Linked DNA regions of Homo sapiens: region 1 is linked to region 2. The links are chromatin contacts, found by Hi-C in ENCODE. All regions are on one chromosome and are shown on one strand. Each heading gives the region's core, a stretch centred on a gene start or an enhancer-like site at or near the end of the contact. The rest is flanking DNA. Distances are from core to core; before and after follow the strand shown. Region 1 holds the start of SHQ1 (SHQ1, H/ACA ribonucleoprotein assembly factor). Region 2 holds the start of SLC25A26 (solute carrier family 25 member 26).

The links. Hi-C counts contacts between places; a loop is a spot of excess contacts on that map. Pooled maps may share reads with other maps.
Region 1: a loop to region 2 is called in a map of B cell, with 36 times the contacts of the local background. The contact joins the promoter of SHQ1 here to the promoter of SLC25A26 in region 2. A Hi-C loop is called at or near these places in 2 of 168 maps with a recorded cell type or tissue (B cell and naive thymus-derived CD4-positive, alpha-beta T cell) and 7 of 50 pooled maps.

The regions. Positions count from the first base shown.
Region 1 is chr3:72,845,989-72,853,185 of GRCh38, forward strand. SHQ1 (SHQ1, H/ACA ribonucleoprotein assembly factor) reads right to left here and starts at 2,457. Exons shown (of 11, transcript NM_018130.3): 1 at 2,210-2,457. The coding sequence starts at 2,352. RefSeq lists an enhancer at 2,676-2,775.
Region 2 is chr3:66,216,835-66,224,585 of GRCh38, forward strand. SLC25A26 (solute carrier family 25 member 26) reads left to right here and starts at 4,167. Exons shown (of 10, transcript NM_001379210.1): 1 at 4,167-4,293. The coding sequence starts at 4,261. RefSeq lists enhancers at 3,780-3,939, 4,110-4,169, 4,291-4,790.

The DNA of each region.
Region 1 (7,197 bases), core at 1,207-3,706, 6.6 Mb after region 2:
AGTTAATTATTCTTCAAGAATCATAAATCCCTCTTCTGTAAAGGGGGGAAATAACAGTAACTATCCAAGCGTTACTATGAGCATGAAATGATAATGCAAAGAGCTTAGTGGCCGGCACAACAGGTGAGCATTCAGAAAATGTGAGCTATTATTACCAGCTCCCTTCCCCTAAACTCTATAAGCCTAGAGTTAAATTCTTACTGCAGAGAAAATTATATTTGCTTACATGGGGCCTCCGCAGCTACAGTCTCCATTCTTCAAGGAGAGGGACCAGGTTTTATTCATCCTTGGTATAGCAAACTGTATGTTCTTTTTTTTTTTTTTTTTAGACAGTCTCGCTCTGTTACTCAGGCTGGAGTGCGATAGCGCAATCTTGGCTCACTGCAACCTTCGCCCCCCAGGTTCAAGCGATTCTCTCACCTCAAGCTTCCCAAGTAGCTAGGACTACAAGCGCGTGCCATCAAGCCCAGATAATTTTTTTGTATTTTTAGTACAGATGGGGTTTAACCATGTTGGTCAGGCCGGTCTCAAACTCCTGACCTCAAGTGATCTGCCCACCTCGGCATCCCAAAGTGCTGGGATTACAGGAGTGAGCCACCACATCTGGGGGCAAACTGTATTATCAAAGAATGCCCATCTCACAGCACTCTTCCCAACCATGAAGGTCTATGTTCCCTCCCCTTAAAATTCAGCAGGCTCTGGGACTGTTTTGATGAATACAATAAAGCAGAAGTGACACAGGAATTAGACCTTTAACATATGAATTTGGGGACAAGAGTTGGGGGGGTGCCCACAAATAATCCATCCACGGCAACGGGTAAATAATAAAGCCTCGTTGTAACACTGTCCTAATAACAAATGAGATAATCCGTATAAAGCACTAACCTGGAGTAAAAATTCAATAAATATTTGCTACCACCATAATCTTCTTCCTATTCTTCACATCTTGGCTTAAATATCGCCTCCCCAGAAAGGCTTTTCCTGACCACTTTATAAAACATGGGCCCTTTTTCATTCTCTATTAGTGCACTTCTTTCTCCTCATAGCACTCACCACAATTAAGTACACTGTTTATTGTTTTCCTCTCCCCAGTGAAAAGTACATGAGGGCAGGACTTTGTCTTGTTCAGCACAATAATACCAACACTGAAACTCAATAAATAAATTAAAGAAATAAGTGAATTAAAAAACTGGAAAGTGCAATAATTCAAATACGGACGTTATATGGTCTAAGGGAAATCTGAGCAAAACTGGTTCAGCAACAGTGAAAAAACCACCTTGACTGGTGGAGAAGGTTTGTACCACAAAAGTACTTGGGTGGGAAAAGTAGGATGCAGCTACACTTCAGAAAGATTAGGAGGATGGATAAAGAGAAGGACAAGAGATTGGCAATACTTTAGGATGAATATGTAGCAGCGGGTTCTGTGGAATGGGGTTAATAGCAGTGCTTATCCCTAAGGATCACCGTCAAAGTTAAATGAGATACACCATCATAAAGCACTTAACGGAACTGCTTGTCCACCACACTACGAGTTATCAGTGTTAGCTGCTACCAAGGTTACGATTCTGCAAGGAGAATAATTTAAACAGATCAAGTGCTGACAGACCCTCACGGAGACTTGGGGGAAACAACCACACTTCAGGGACAAAACCAAACAGAAGAGCAGCAGACAGCAGGGAAGCAGGAGAACTAGGCTAATTTGGTGTCAAGAGGTCCAAAAAAGGTAAGAATTTCGGTAAGTAGGGAGCGGACAGACAAGAGATAGATCAACAGAAGGCGGCCTGGGCAAAGTTAAAAGGACCGACGGGTTGGGAAGTCACGGAGATGTCAGCGCGCGCCGTTCCCAGGAAGGGAGAGACTGGGAGAGCAAACGCGGAGTGAAAGGAAAGAACAGAACAAGTCAGAACGGGACGAGAACTAGGGCGACAGGGCAGAAACGGGAAAGTGACACGGTCCAAACGTCACTTTTTCAAGTGATTCCGCAATCCTTTGATATGGGATTTAAGAAAGCTCAAGAAGGAAAAGGGCTTCCGCAGCATCTAAAACGCACCCCTGGAAGAGGGCAGTTCCCTGGCACCAAGAGAAGCTGCGGAAACGTCGGGAAAAGGCATTCGCGCAATCGAGCACTGCTCTCTCGACCTTGCATTCTCCCTCTAAAGCAGCTATCTAACGAATGCGCCTTTCCTGCGGCCAGGCACCCCGAACTCGCCTGAGAAAGTATGGCTTGGCGTAGAACTTGAAGTCAGACCCCTCGAAGTAGACGTCGAACTCGGAGACCCGGGCGTAGGGCACGCGGATGGCGATAGTCAGGAAGTCCGGATCCTGGCTGAGGTCGAACGCCGGGGTCAGCATCGCCGCACCGGACGCAAGGGCCGGCGCCGCTCGCTCTCACTGCCGCCGCGTTCCCGCCACGCAAACTCTCCAACTCCCCACGCGCAGGAACTCTCGGTGTGAGGGACGGAGCTTCCGGCTCGAGGCGGAAGTGCTCGCGCGTAAGGCAGGAAGTCTCTCCCCACGCCAATCTCCATGGAGACGGGACGCCGTTCGAGAAGAGGCGGAACTTTCAAAACCCCCGGGCGGAGAAAGGGCGTGGCGAGTGGTGCCTGGGAGCCGGCGTTGAACCGGCGGGATGACTAGCAACCGAGCCTTTTTCGAGGTTCTTAGAGATGATTTTAACAGCACTGGCTTGACAGGTAAACAGACGTGCGTTTGAATCCCTTCCTGGCCACAACTTCTCAGCTGTAAGACCTTGGGAAAGTTACAAAACCTCTCTATATCTTCTGTAAAACGCGGATAATGCGAGAACCTAGCCCCATAGAAATGCTGTGAGGGTAGCATGAAATTGTGCATGTAGAACTCTAATAACGAACTTGGCAAGTTGTCAACGCTTGATGTGCTGAAGTAGTCACCGCAGTAGCCACAGCAGCACCGTTACAGTGGTTTCCCTTAGTTCTCACCTGCCTTGTGAACAATTCCTCTTACACTTTCCCTTTCCTCCCTCTCTCTTTCCACTTCTCTTTTTCTGCAGCTTTCTCTCTCATTCTTAACGGCTTATTTGAAGAGTTTTCTCTTTAACAGAGCGTCCGTCCCGCTAATCTCATCTAATCTACGCTGCAAACTCTAAAGAAAACGGCTCAGAGAGGTTAATCAGTACGTTTTATAACCATGCATTTTACAGTAATTAGAACTCAGAACGTTTGACTCTTAAACCGTGTCGGTGACTGCATTCACAAATTAAGGTCCCTCTGTATTCCCCTTCTTTCCTTTTTCTCACTCTTGTCCTTACACTTGTCTGAGGACATCTTTTCTGTCTTTTTTTCTACTTGTCTTCCTTGTATTTTCTCCCTTTGGAGTGTGCCCCTTACACTCTCTCAGTGCCTCTCCCGCTGGTTTCCCTCTTCCCCCACATATTCCCTTGGCCTTTCCACACATGTTGTTTCCTGTTATTCCACCACTAATTAGAATAATCCAGTTGTGGTATTTATTCCGTGGTTTTAAGTATCAGTGGAAAAGGGATGAAAAGTACTCTCCTAGGACAGTGGAGATAACCAGAAAACTTCAAAAGTCTTTTCAATCTCCAGCTGTTTTATGATTCTAAGGAGACATTCTTGAAACTTCATTAGGACTCAGAAAAAAAATTAATAGTAACAGGGGCTAACATTAACTGAATATTTACTATGTGCCAGCACTGCAGCAAACCCTTTGTAATGATCTCATTCTCCCTCCTGACCGCTCTATGAAGTAGGCATTATATATTCCCTTGGCTTGCACAGGATCTCACAGCTAGTAAGTGGTGCAATGGGAATTGAAACCCAGGTGAGTCTGATTCCTAGGCCCAGGCTCTACACTATTACAGAGTTGACTCCCTCTGTTATTACCACCTACTTTGTTTCACATTCTAAAGCCAAGCCTGCCTGCTTTAGACCATACTGAGCCTTACAAGTAATAGGCACTCAATATTGACAATGAATTGATGCCAACTTTGATTTAATAAAGCTCTCAAAAGGTCCCTTGAGATAGGCCTGTGACTAAACTATTCCAAATTAGCTTCTTTACAAAGAATCTTGGCCGGGAGCGGTGGCTCACACCTGTAATCCCACCACTTTGGGAGGCCGAGGGGGTGGATCACCTGAGGTCAGGAGTTCGAGACTAGCCTGGCCAAGATGGTGAAACTCCGTCTCTACTAAAAATACAAAAATTAGCCAGGCATGGTGGTGTGTGCCTATAATCCCAGCTACTCAGGAGGCTGAGGCAGGAGAATCCCTTGAACCCAGGAGGCGGAAGTTGCAGTAAGCCGAGATTGTGCCATTTCACTCCAGCCTGGGTGACAAGAGTGAAACTCCATCTCAAAAAAAAAAAAAAGAAATAATCTTTACATCTGCCATGGGACCTCATTCCTGTAGGTCACAAGCATTAATATTTTTAAATTATTAATGCCAGAGAATCAACTGAAACAAGCTATGCTATCCATGAGGAAATTCTAATTGAAAGCACTTTGCAAACTAGAGCTGTGCATTTCCTGGGTACTTTATTATGTGTCTGGCAACACACACACACACAGGACTGCAACACAGGAAAACAGACAACATGGTTCAGTGCTGCCGTCATTATAAGAAATATATACTGCATCTGCTAAATCACAAAATACGGATAGTTTCAAGTATATAACAAGGTTTTGTTGTTTTGGGTTTCTGTTGGTTTTTGTTTTCTTGCAGGCAATAGTTCTCTTATTTTTGCATTTCTATTAGTGGTAAATATAAGTTATAGATTCATTCTCACTTAAGAACATAAAGTTCCTTTTGGCTGCCATGCAACTTTGGTTCTTTCTCCTGCTTCCTCAAAGGCAGTCCTAGCTATCACTTCAGACCCTTTTCTATTTCTACATCCATTTCTATGGACCCTGTTGCTTTGTGTTTAGACCCACTTTATATGGGCACATTCTCACACTATGAAAGTAATTCTGCAACATGCTTTTTTTCCTACTTTGGTTCATTTTTGAGACATAGCTATATTGATTCATAGATCAAATTGAGTTTCTATTTCTGAATACAGACATTGCTTGAGAATAAAGACATTATTTTAATGTTTTAAATTAGCTCTGGTTTAGAGGGGAAAACAGGAATGCAATTTTTCATCATTTTTGAGCATTCAAATGTTGCAGTGTTTTTTATCTTTTCATTTTCTGAAAGCTTACTTTTGAATGGCCTTCCACTGTTTTAAAAATAGTTTTTCCTTCTGGCCTATAGAGAACATGAAATAAAATAATAAGATAAAGTTTTTTCCATGACCAACTTATGTAGGACAAGTGTGTAACCTATCATCTTTCATTATATTAAATTGGCCCCTCCTCTGGTCTAACAACCCTGATTGTGATCCATAAGCTTCCAAATTAAATGTTAAATTAAAAATGGTTTTTATAAACAATTCCAATGTCAGCTTTATTACCAAGTTCTATTGTTAGAAGTCTTTTAATGGTGAAATACTCCTTGTTTCCAGAAGGTGGCATGCATATAGGTGATTAAAACAATGTTATCTCAAAGAATGGAGCTTTAACCTATGTTGAAAAATAGCTTCCTGAATAAGTTGTTTATAGCGCTAGTTCATTCTCTGAGCCATTTTGGGGAGGTGGTGGAATCTTACACAGTATTTGCAAACTACGTCTTAACCACTGTTATTATTTTGGCATACATCTTTTCAGACTCCTATTCATAAAAGTATGGGAAGTATTTTCAACAAAAGAATGTCATAATCTATATTTGCTTTCTTCACTTAATATAGGATTACAGGCTGGGCACGGTCGCCCATGCCTGTAATCCCAGCACTTTGGGAGGCCTAGGCGGGTGGATCACTTGAGGTCAAGAATTTGAGACTGCTGTGGCCAACATGGGAAAACTTTGTTTCTACTAAAAATACAAAAAAATTAGCCAGGTGTGGTGGCACCACCTGTAATCCCAGCTACTCGGAAGGCTGTGAGGCAAAAGAATCCTTTGAACCTGGGAGGTGGAGGTTGCAGTGAGCTGAGATTGCACCATTGCACTCCAGCCTGGGTGACAGAGCAAGACTCCATATCTCTCTCTCTCTCTCTCTCTCTCTCTCTCTCTCTCTCTCTCTCTCTCTCTATATATATATATATATATATATATATATATATATATATAATATATAAAATACATATGTGGCATTACAATATTTCCATTTGACTACATTTTTGTCAAGAATAAGTTTATCCACAATTGTACTCTTTGTTTTTTTGTTGTTTTTTTTTTCAGAGACAGGGTCTTGTGCTGTTTCCCAGGTTGGAGTGCAGTGGCAGGATCATAGCTCACTGCAGCCTCAACCTCCTAGGCTCAAGCAATCCTCCCACCTCAGCCTCCCAAATAGCTAGGACTACAGGTATGTTTCACCACACGCAGCTAACTTTTTTTTTTTTTTTAGTAGAGACGGGGTCTTGCTATGTTGTGAAGGCTGGTCTCAAACTCCTGGCCTCAAGCACTCTTCCCACTTCAGCCTCCCAAAGCACTGGAATTATAAGAGTGAGCCACCACTCCTGGCCTAGTGTTAGAACTCTTAAAAACAGAATTGAACACAGTGATGATTCATTTTAAGAAAGGAAAAAAAAAACTAATACTAGGATCATGAAACTAGAGTAAAAATACCTAATGCTAGATGACGAGTTAGTGGGTGCAGCGCACCAGCATGGCACATGTATACATATGTAACTAACCTGCACAATATGCACATGTACCCTAAAACTTAAAGTATAATTTAAAAAAAATTAAAAAAATACAAAAGTTAGAGTACAAACTGGATAACACATTTTGAAGTTTGAAAAAAATCCTTTTGTATAACAGTGGTAATACAATGGCACTCATGAGTTTTTTATTTAAATTTATTTTATTTTAGGTTCGGGGGTTCATGTGCAATTCTGTTACATGGATATATTGCATAATGGTGGGGTTGTCCTTCTAGTTAGCCATCACCCAAATAGTGAACACAGTACCCATTAGGTAATTTTTCAGCCCTTACCCCTCTCACTCTCCCCCCTTTGGAGTCCCCAGTGTCTACTATTTCCATCTTCATGTTCATGTGTACCCATTGTTTAGGCTCCTACTTATAAATGAGAACTTATAGTATTTGATTTTCTATTTCTGAGTTATTTCACTTAAGATAATGGCCTCCAGCTCCATCCATATTGCT
Region 2 (7,751 bases), core at 2,917-5,416:
ATTTGAGAACATATGCTGCCTGCAATGTGGTGATAATGATGATGCATTGAAATACTCCATTTAAAAAGCATGCACAAGTAGTAATGAGTCTTTCTGCTAGCATTTCATGAAAAGGAAGCCCTAGGTCATGTTTGTAATATCTGTATTTCCTAAAAGGATTCCAGTGGTATCATGAAATACCTGGTAAAGCCTTTACCTTGCATAAAAGGAGAGACTATGTATTTCTTCTTGATTCTGAAAGATACCTGATAAATTACATTTCCCTCCAAGTTACCAGAAAATGACATCAACACAATTTTTTCTTGCAAAGTTAAAGACAACCATTGCATTGAAGAGGAAAGGAATTTTTTTCTTAATTTTACTTCAAAGGATGTATTAAATCAAAATTAAAGGTATAAGTCTAGGTTAAATTTTCTCTTAGGGAAGGAATTACATCAAAAACTTCCAGGAACATTAGTAGCTAGAAATAAGATTTATTTTCACTTAGGAGGCTATAGTAGTATGTATCACAAAGTACTTATGCACCTTGATAACTTATCAGTCTCTCATTCATAATATTCAGAATCTCTAACTTAAATAGGAAAATACGGAATAAACCGAATATTTCTATATGACAAGCACTGGACTAAAACTTTCTGTGCATATATTATTTATTCCTCATCATCCTGCGAGATAGTAATATTTTAATCAACTTTATTGAGCTATAATTTACATATACTTTTTTTTTTTTTGAGATGGAGTCTTGCTCTTGTCACCCAGGCTGGAGTGCTGTGGCACAATCTCAGCTCACCGCAACCTCCACCGCTCGGGTTCAAGCGATTCTCCTGCCTCAGCCTTCTGAGTAGTTGGGACTCCAGGCGCGCATCACCACACTCAGCTAATTTTTTCTATTTTTAGTAGAGACAGGGCTTCACTGTGTTGGCCAGGCTGGTCTCAAACTTCTGACCTCAGGTGATCCGTCCACCTTGGCCTCCCAAAGTGCTGAGATTACAGGTATGAGCCACGGCGCCCAGCCTTATAGTTTATATATACTAAGTACAACCATTCTAATTGTGCAAGTCAATGCGTTTTAGTAAATGTACACACCCATGCGACTACTACCACAATAATAACAAGAGAATATCTTCATCATTGCAAACTATTGTTTTGTGCCCACTTCATAGTCAATACTTTGCCTCTACCTCCACCGCCTGGAAAGCATTTATATACTTTCTGTCACTATAATTTTGTCTTTTCCAGAATTTCACGTAAGTGGAATCACAATACATGTGGTCTTTTTTTTTTCACATAGCATAATGCTTTCAGATTAATCCATGTTGTTTCATATATCAGTAATTCATGTCCGTTTATTGTTGAGTGATGTTCCATTATAAAGATGTATCATAATATGTTTATACCACCAGTTGATAGACATTCAGGTTGTTTTCAGTTTTTGACTATTATGGATAAAGCTGCTTTGAAATATAATGTAAAAGTATTTGTATAAATGTTTAGTTCTCTCGGGTAAATACCTAAGTGTGGCATTGGATTTTATAATGGTTGTACCATATAAAATTCGAAACAGCAATGTATGAGATTTCCAGTTGCTTCTCATCCTTGTCAACACTTGGCTTTTTAATTTTAGCCACTCTAGTGAGTTCTAGTGTATTCATATCTCATTGTGGTGTTCACCGGCATTTCCCTGATGTGGTAACCAGTTTCCAAGATGGCACCCAGTGATCCTCATCTTCCGGTATTTAGGCTTTTGGGTAGTCCAGCCCCATAATAAATGTCGATTACCTGTGTAAACAATAGACTATTGCTGGAATGACAACTGAGTAATTTATGAGAACAGGTCATGAGAGACTTTGTAGTTTCTGTCTTGTTCTCTTTCAGACCACTTACTCTAGGAACAACCAGCTACTATATCATGAAGACACTCAAGCAGTACTATGGAGAGATGTATGCCATGAGGGATTAAGGCTACCTGCCAATAGCTAGCACTAATCTGCCAGTTATGGGAGTGAGCCATCTTGGAATTGGATCCTGCGGTCATGATCAAGTTTTATGATATGGCCCTGGCCACCATCTTGACTGTAGTGTCATGAAAATTTCTGAGTCTTAAACACCCAGCTAAATGACTCCTTGATTCTTGACGTATGAAAACTGTGTGAGGTAATAGAAGTTTATCGTTGCTTTAGTCTGTTAAATTTTGGGGGTAATTTGTTACGCAGAAATAGACAAATAATACAGATTTTGGTACTTGGAGGTGGGCGCTACTGTAATTCCTAAACTGTGGGAGTGCCATTGGCACCAGGCAGTAGGTGAAAGGTGGGAAGACTGTGAGGGAAATGTCAGTGAAAGCTTATTAATAGAAACTTGATGGCCTTTGAGGAGGCTGCCGGTGAGGGTTTATAGGAATGTGAAGTAGGCAGGATTCTAAGGTGGCCCTCAAGATTCCTGGCCCCTAATGTGTTTTGCATAATCACCCCACTGATTGTGAGCAGGACCTGTGAGTATGACAGAACATTACCACCATGATTATGTTGTCACGTATGGCAAAAGGAATTTTTCAGATATAATTAAGGTCTCTAATCAGTTGACTTTGAGTTAATAAAAATGGAGATTATCCTGGGTAGGCCTGACCAAAGCACATGAGACTTTGAAAGACATTAATAGCAGCAACAGAGATTCTTCTGCTGGCATTGACAAAGTGAACTAGCATGTTTTGAGAGGGCCTACAGGCAGCTTAGGGAAAGGTATTCTGGGTAGAGAGAACAACATGGGCAAAATTAGGAGGCTTGGAAGTGTATAGTCTGTCTGTGTGTAGTCCGGCTAGTGGGAAGAGTGACAGGAGACACCAGCTGAGAGGTGTATACCATGCTAGGGAGCTGGACTGTCTCCATTGGCAGCAGAGGGGAGTTGTAAGCAGGGAAATAACATTACCATCACCTTTAGAGAGTACTTTCTATGAGCCAGGAACTAGGCTAAGAACTTGAGTGCATTATCTCATTTAATCTATTAATATAATAGTACCGCATGACAAAGTGACTATCATTATCGCCACTTTACAGGGGAGAAAACTTAATCTTGGAAAACTTATCCCCAAACCCAGCAGGTGATAGAATTTGAATTCCATCTAACACCTAAAGCTATTCTGCGTATCATTTCTAGATCATTTTACCTAGAAGAGAATAAGAATAATTATAAGAATAATTCTAGCAGTGTTATAGAATAGGGATTGAAGAAAGGCCAGGCAAGGAGCCTGCTCAGGTTATTATAACGGTTTTGAGGAAAGATGATGAGGGCATTAAGTATATTTTCAGTGCTTGCTCTGCTGTGTTCTCTGTAGCCACATTGAGTCGGTTACTTGTTGGAGCATCAGGAGCCTCTGTAAAATGAGGACACTAGTGTTGCTGACATCATAGGGTTGGTGAAAGGATTAAATGAAAAAATGTCTGTCAATCACTTAGCACCACGTCTGAGATGTAGTTGGCCCTTAATATATACAGAAGTTTACAAGGTATTTGTTTGTTTAATAAAGACAGGTCCACTCCAAGAAATGTTATTAAGTACTTAATAACGTGTGCTTTGAGGTGTACACATGAGTACAACAGCGAACAACATGAGCAGGTAAATAACTGAACAAACAAATAATTTTAAATGCAGTAACTCTGTAAAGAGAAATGGAGGATGCTAATTTTTAACTCCGGTCAGGAAACTTCTGATGTATTTTTCTATATCTTTATTTAATAATCTTCTGATAATGAGTTAATTTAATATAAACTCAGATAAAATTTTTTGACAAAACTAAGAGATAAACCAAAATGAAATATCCGATTAGGATCCCGAATCGCGCCTCCCGAGGTTAGTACTACCCCTCACGACTCCTCCCTCCGCCACAGCCACGCCTCTTCTGGGTTTACAGTTCAGAATCACGCCGGCCTCATTCTACCGCTGCTCTCTCCTGGATCTCGGCCACGGATCTTTTGCTCGCGAAAGTTCCTCCGTCTAGCTGCACACAACGCTGCTGCAGGAAACCGAGGTAAGGGATTTGCCGAGACTTAGCTCCACCACACTCCCCGAGGCCCCGCCCCTCCTCTCTGGCCCTCCCCTAGGCCCAGGTGTCTCGCGTTGCACGTGCAGTTGTTGTGGTTCTACGTCACGTGGTCCCGGAAGTTCAAGACAGACCCGCCTCAAACATGGCGGCGCCCAGCGCGCGAGGACGTGATCCGCTTCTGCTCCGGCTTGGATTGTAGCCTTGACGAGGTCTGAGCGACCATGGACCGGCCGGGGTTCGTGGCAGCGCTGGTGGTGAGTGCGGGGCGGTGGGGTGGGTTGCTCAGAGTGCCGGCGTCCGGCATTGGAGCCCGCGGGCGTTCTCTGCACTGGTTTTCTTCCGGTTTTGCGGGCTGGACTGTCCTCGGGTTACTGGCAGCCAGGTCTGAGAGGGAGCACGAGGCTCCCAGGCCACCGGCGGGCCAGGTGTTAAGGCTATGTCTGTACTGCCAGGTCATAAGAGCCAGGTGGGGGAAGGAAGGTGAGTCATTGTCTTTTGCACCCTCATTTACTTAAAAAAGAGCTTCTATTATACACTGTTAACTACTCTTTCATTAAATAGTGTAACTACTCTAGAGATCTTGGGAATTAAAGAAATGTATGTAACACAACAACAAAAACCTTACTCACATCGCTCCCAGCCCTTCTATTCAATACTACGTTTCTCATTTTGCTGCATCTCTTTTCAGTCTTAGAAAATGACATGTCCTTCTGTTCATTCAATACATAATCTGCTATTTCTGCTCCAAGCCTAGGCTTTGGAGAAATATTGGTGAGCACACATAGCTCATCGGGAACGCTGCGGAGTCAATAAACAGGCTTAGTATTTAATTCCGTAGCAGAAAACTACGAGAATCAACATGAATTAACAGAAAAAAAAGTCCTTTACCAAATATTTTGGAGCGTCTGGTAGAGGATACTAGATACAGCAGTTAACAAAACAGAGTTTGGCTGCCTACGTTTTCATTGTGTGGAATGGGCAGAGACAGACAAATAATTTTTAAAATGATTTTCATAGGGAAAATGGAGGCCCACAGTGATTTAGTCACTTAATTATCGAATTTTGGTGTTGCAGGTGTTGAGGATAACATGGTGAACAAGATAGACCTGCTCCTAAGGGTCAGGTGTTAGAGACAAAATAGTAAAATGACTGTTGGGATAAATAACAGGTGGGCTAGGTTCAGGGTGTTAGGGGAATATATGGAAGTAGGGATGTCTTAGCCAGACTTGTAGGATGATAGCTTTAAATCTAGATTTGTTGAAACTTGTATAAGGTAGGTCTTAGAAATATAAAGAAATAATGTTACTGATTTTTTTTTTTTTTTTTGAGAAGGAGTCTCACTCTTCGCCCAGGCTGGAGTGTGGTGGCGCCATCTCGGCTCACTGCAGGCTCCACCTCTCGGGTTCACGCCATTCTCCTGCCTCAGCCTCCCGAGTAGCTGGGACTGCAGGTGCCCGCCACTACGCCCAGCTAATTTTTTGGGTTTTTAGTGGAGACGGGGTTTCACCGTGTTAGCCAGGATGGTCTCGATCTCCTGACCTCGTGATCCCGCCCGCCTCGGCCTCCCAAAGTGCTGGGACTACAGGCGTGAGCCACGGCGCCTGGCCAATGTTACCGCTTTTAAGGAGCTTTCCTGTCTAGCTGGTGACACAGCAGCAGTAGTTTGTCAGCTAACATTCCTGTGCCAGGAACTGGGGTAAGCTCTTTACATACATTATCCCATTTAATTCTCACAATAATTGAACTCTTATCCTAATTTTCCAAATGAGGGAAGTGGGATACCAAGAGATTAGATAACTAGTTCAAAATCACACAAGTGAGATCCATTTCGTCTGTGTAAGTATTGGAGCTCATATTCCAACCCAGGTGATGTCACCTGGGAGTCGTGCCCTTATCTGCTTCTTGATACTCTCCGAAGTCAGCAAAGGTTGCAATTGCTAAAACACAGGTGAGTGCTGCAGTTAACAAAAGAATGGATTTAGTATATACTTAATTAAAGTATGATACACATGCAGTAAAGTATACTTTTTTCCCAATGTATTTATAGAGGGTAAAATTAGAATCAATAGGTGGAAGTTTCAAGAAACTAGATTTCATTCCAGGTAAAGGAAAAACATTTTATTTATGCATTCAGCACACAATTTTTCTTCCATCTATTCTGCCCACTGGGTATTGTGGTAGGCTTTGTAGATACAGTGGCAGATAACCCCATTTCAAGTAGGGAAGAAAGGCCAGCAGATAAAACAGTTGCAATGAATAAGTGCTATGAAAGAAATGAACTGAAGATGCGACAGAGTAGGCAAATATTGGTGAACCTCTTAGATGGAGTGACCAAGGAAAGCCACGAAGTGGTAACATTTCAGCTAAGACCTAAAAGATAGGAAGGGGCTTGAATTTTTGATGATCAGAGTGGGAGGTTCAGTCATGGGGAATGGCTCAAGTGGAAAGAGCTTAGAGTTTTCAAGTGGTGAGGCCTAATGGGTAAGGATAGCATGGCAGGGGTTGGTATGGGAGGGGTAGGCAAAGCCAGCTGAGGTGGGGCTTTATGGGCTAGGGAAAATAATTTGGATTTCATTTGTAGTGTAATGGAAGCCATTGAAATGTTTTATTATCAGAGTAGTACGGAAATGGAGTGGCTACTTTTTAATGTCTTGGAGTGCGTTTGAGACACAGTGAACACTCCTGAGGGAGTTTGGTTTTGCTTACTACTCTTTTACCAGTACCTGGCACTAGGTAAGCACTCAGTACTACTTTGAATGAAAAGCCTAGATGATTGCTGAAGTCTTGAAACTTGGATTTGAAGAATTAAATGAGGTAACATTAAACACACAGAGCAGAGCCTGGCAAGTAGCAGACATTGAAATGCTCCCTTCCTAAAGCTTCATGAAGAGGATTGAATAAGTGGAGAGCCTCTGGGATGTTAGTTATCATTTGGAGCACAGAGTGGGGTATCCAGAAACAAAATCCTCAAAGAGTACATTGATCAGTGCATACTTTTAGGAAAGCAACTGGAACTATGTATTAGCAACCTAAAGATATTTATATAAATAACATTTAACTCAGTGAAGACAGTAAGAAGCTGCTAAAACATGGGACAGAGGGGAAGAATTAGACAAACAATGGGAAACCCATTTCTTGGACTAGTCTGCAGCCATAAAAAATAGTGCTTGTGAAGAGAATGTACTATAATTACATGGAAAATGCTTATGAGATAAAATTAAGAGAAAAACATTGCATGTATGTATATTTGCTTGTACCTAATTAAAGCTATGTTAAAACCTATTCCATTCATGGGGAAAAAAAGCCAGATTGAAATACTCCAAAATAGCACTAAGTATTTTTGGTGGTAGGATTACATCGTGTTAGTCTGTTCTCATGCTGCTAACAAAGATACCTGAGACTGGGTAATTTATAAAGGAAAGAGTCTTAATTGACTTACAGTTCCATTTGGCTGGGGAGGCCTCACAGTTGTGTGGAAGGCAAAGGAAGAGCAAGTCATGTCTTACATAGTGGCAGACAAGAGAGCATGTGCTGCAGGGGAACTCCCCTTTATAAAACCATCAGATCCTGTGAGACTTACTCACTATTACCAGAAGAGCAAGGGAAAGACCTGCCCCCATGATTCAGTTACCTTCTACCAGGTCCCTCCCACAACACATTGGAATTATGAGAGTTACAATTCAAGATGAGATTTGGGTGGGGACACAGAGCC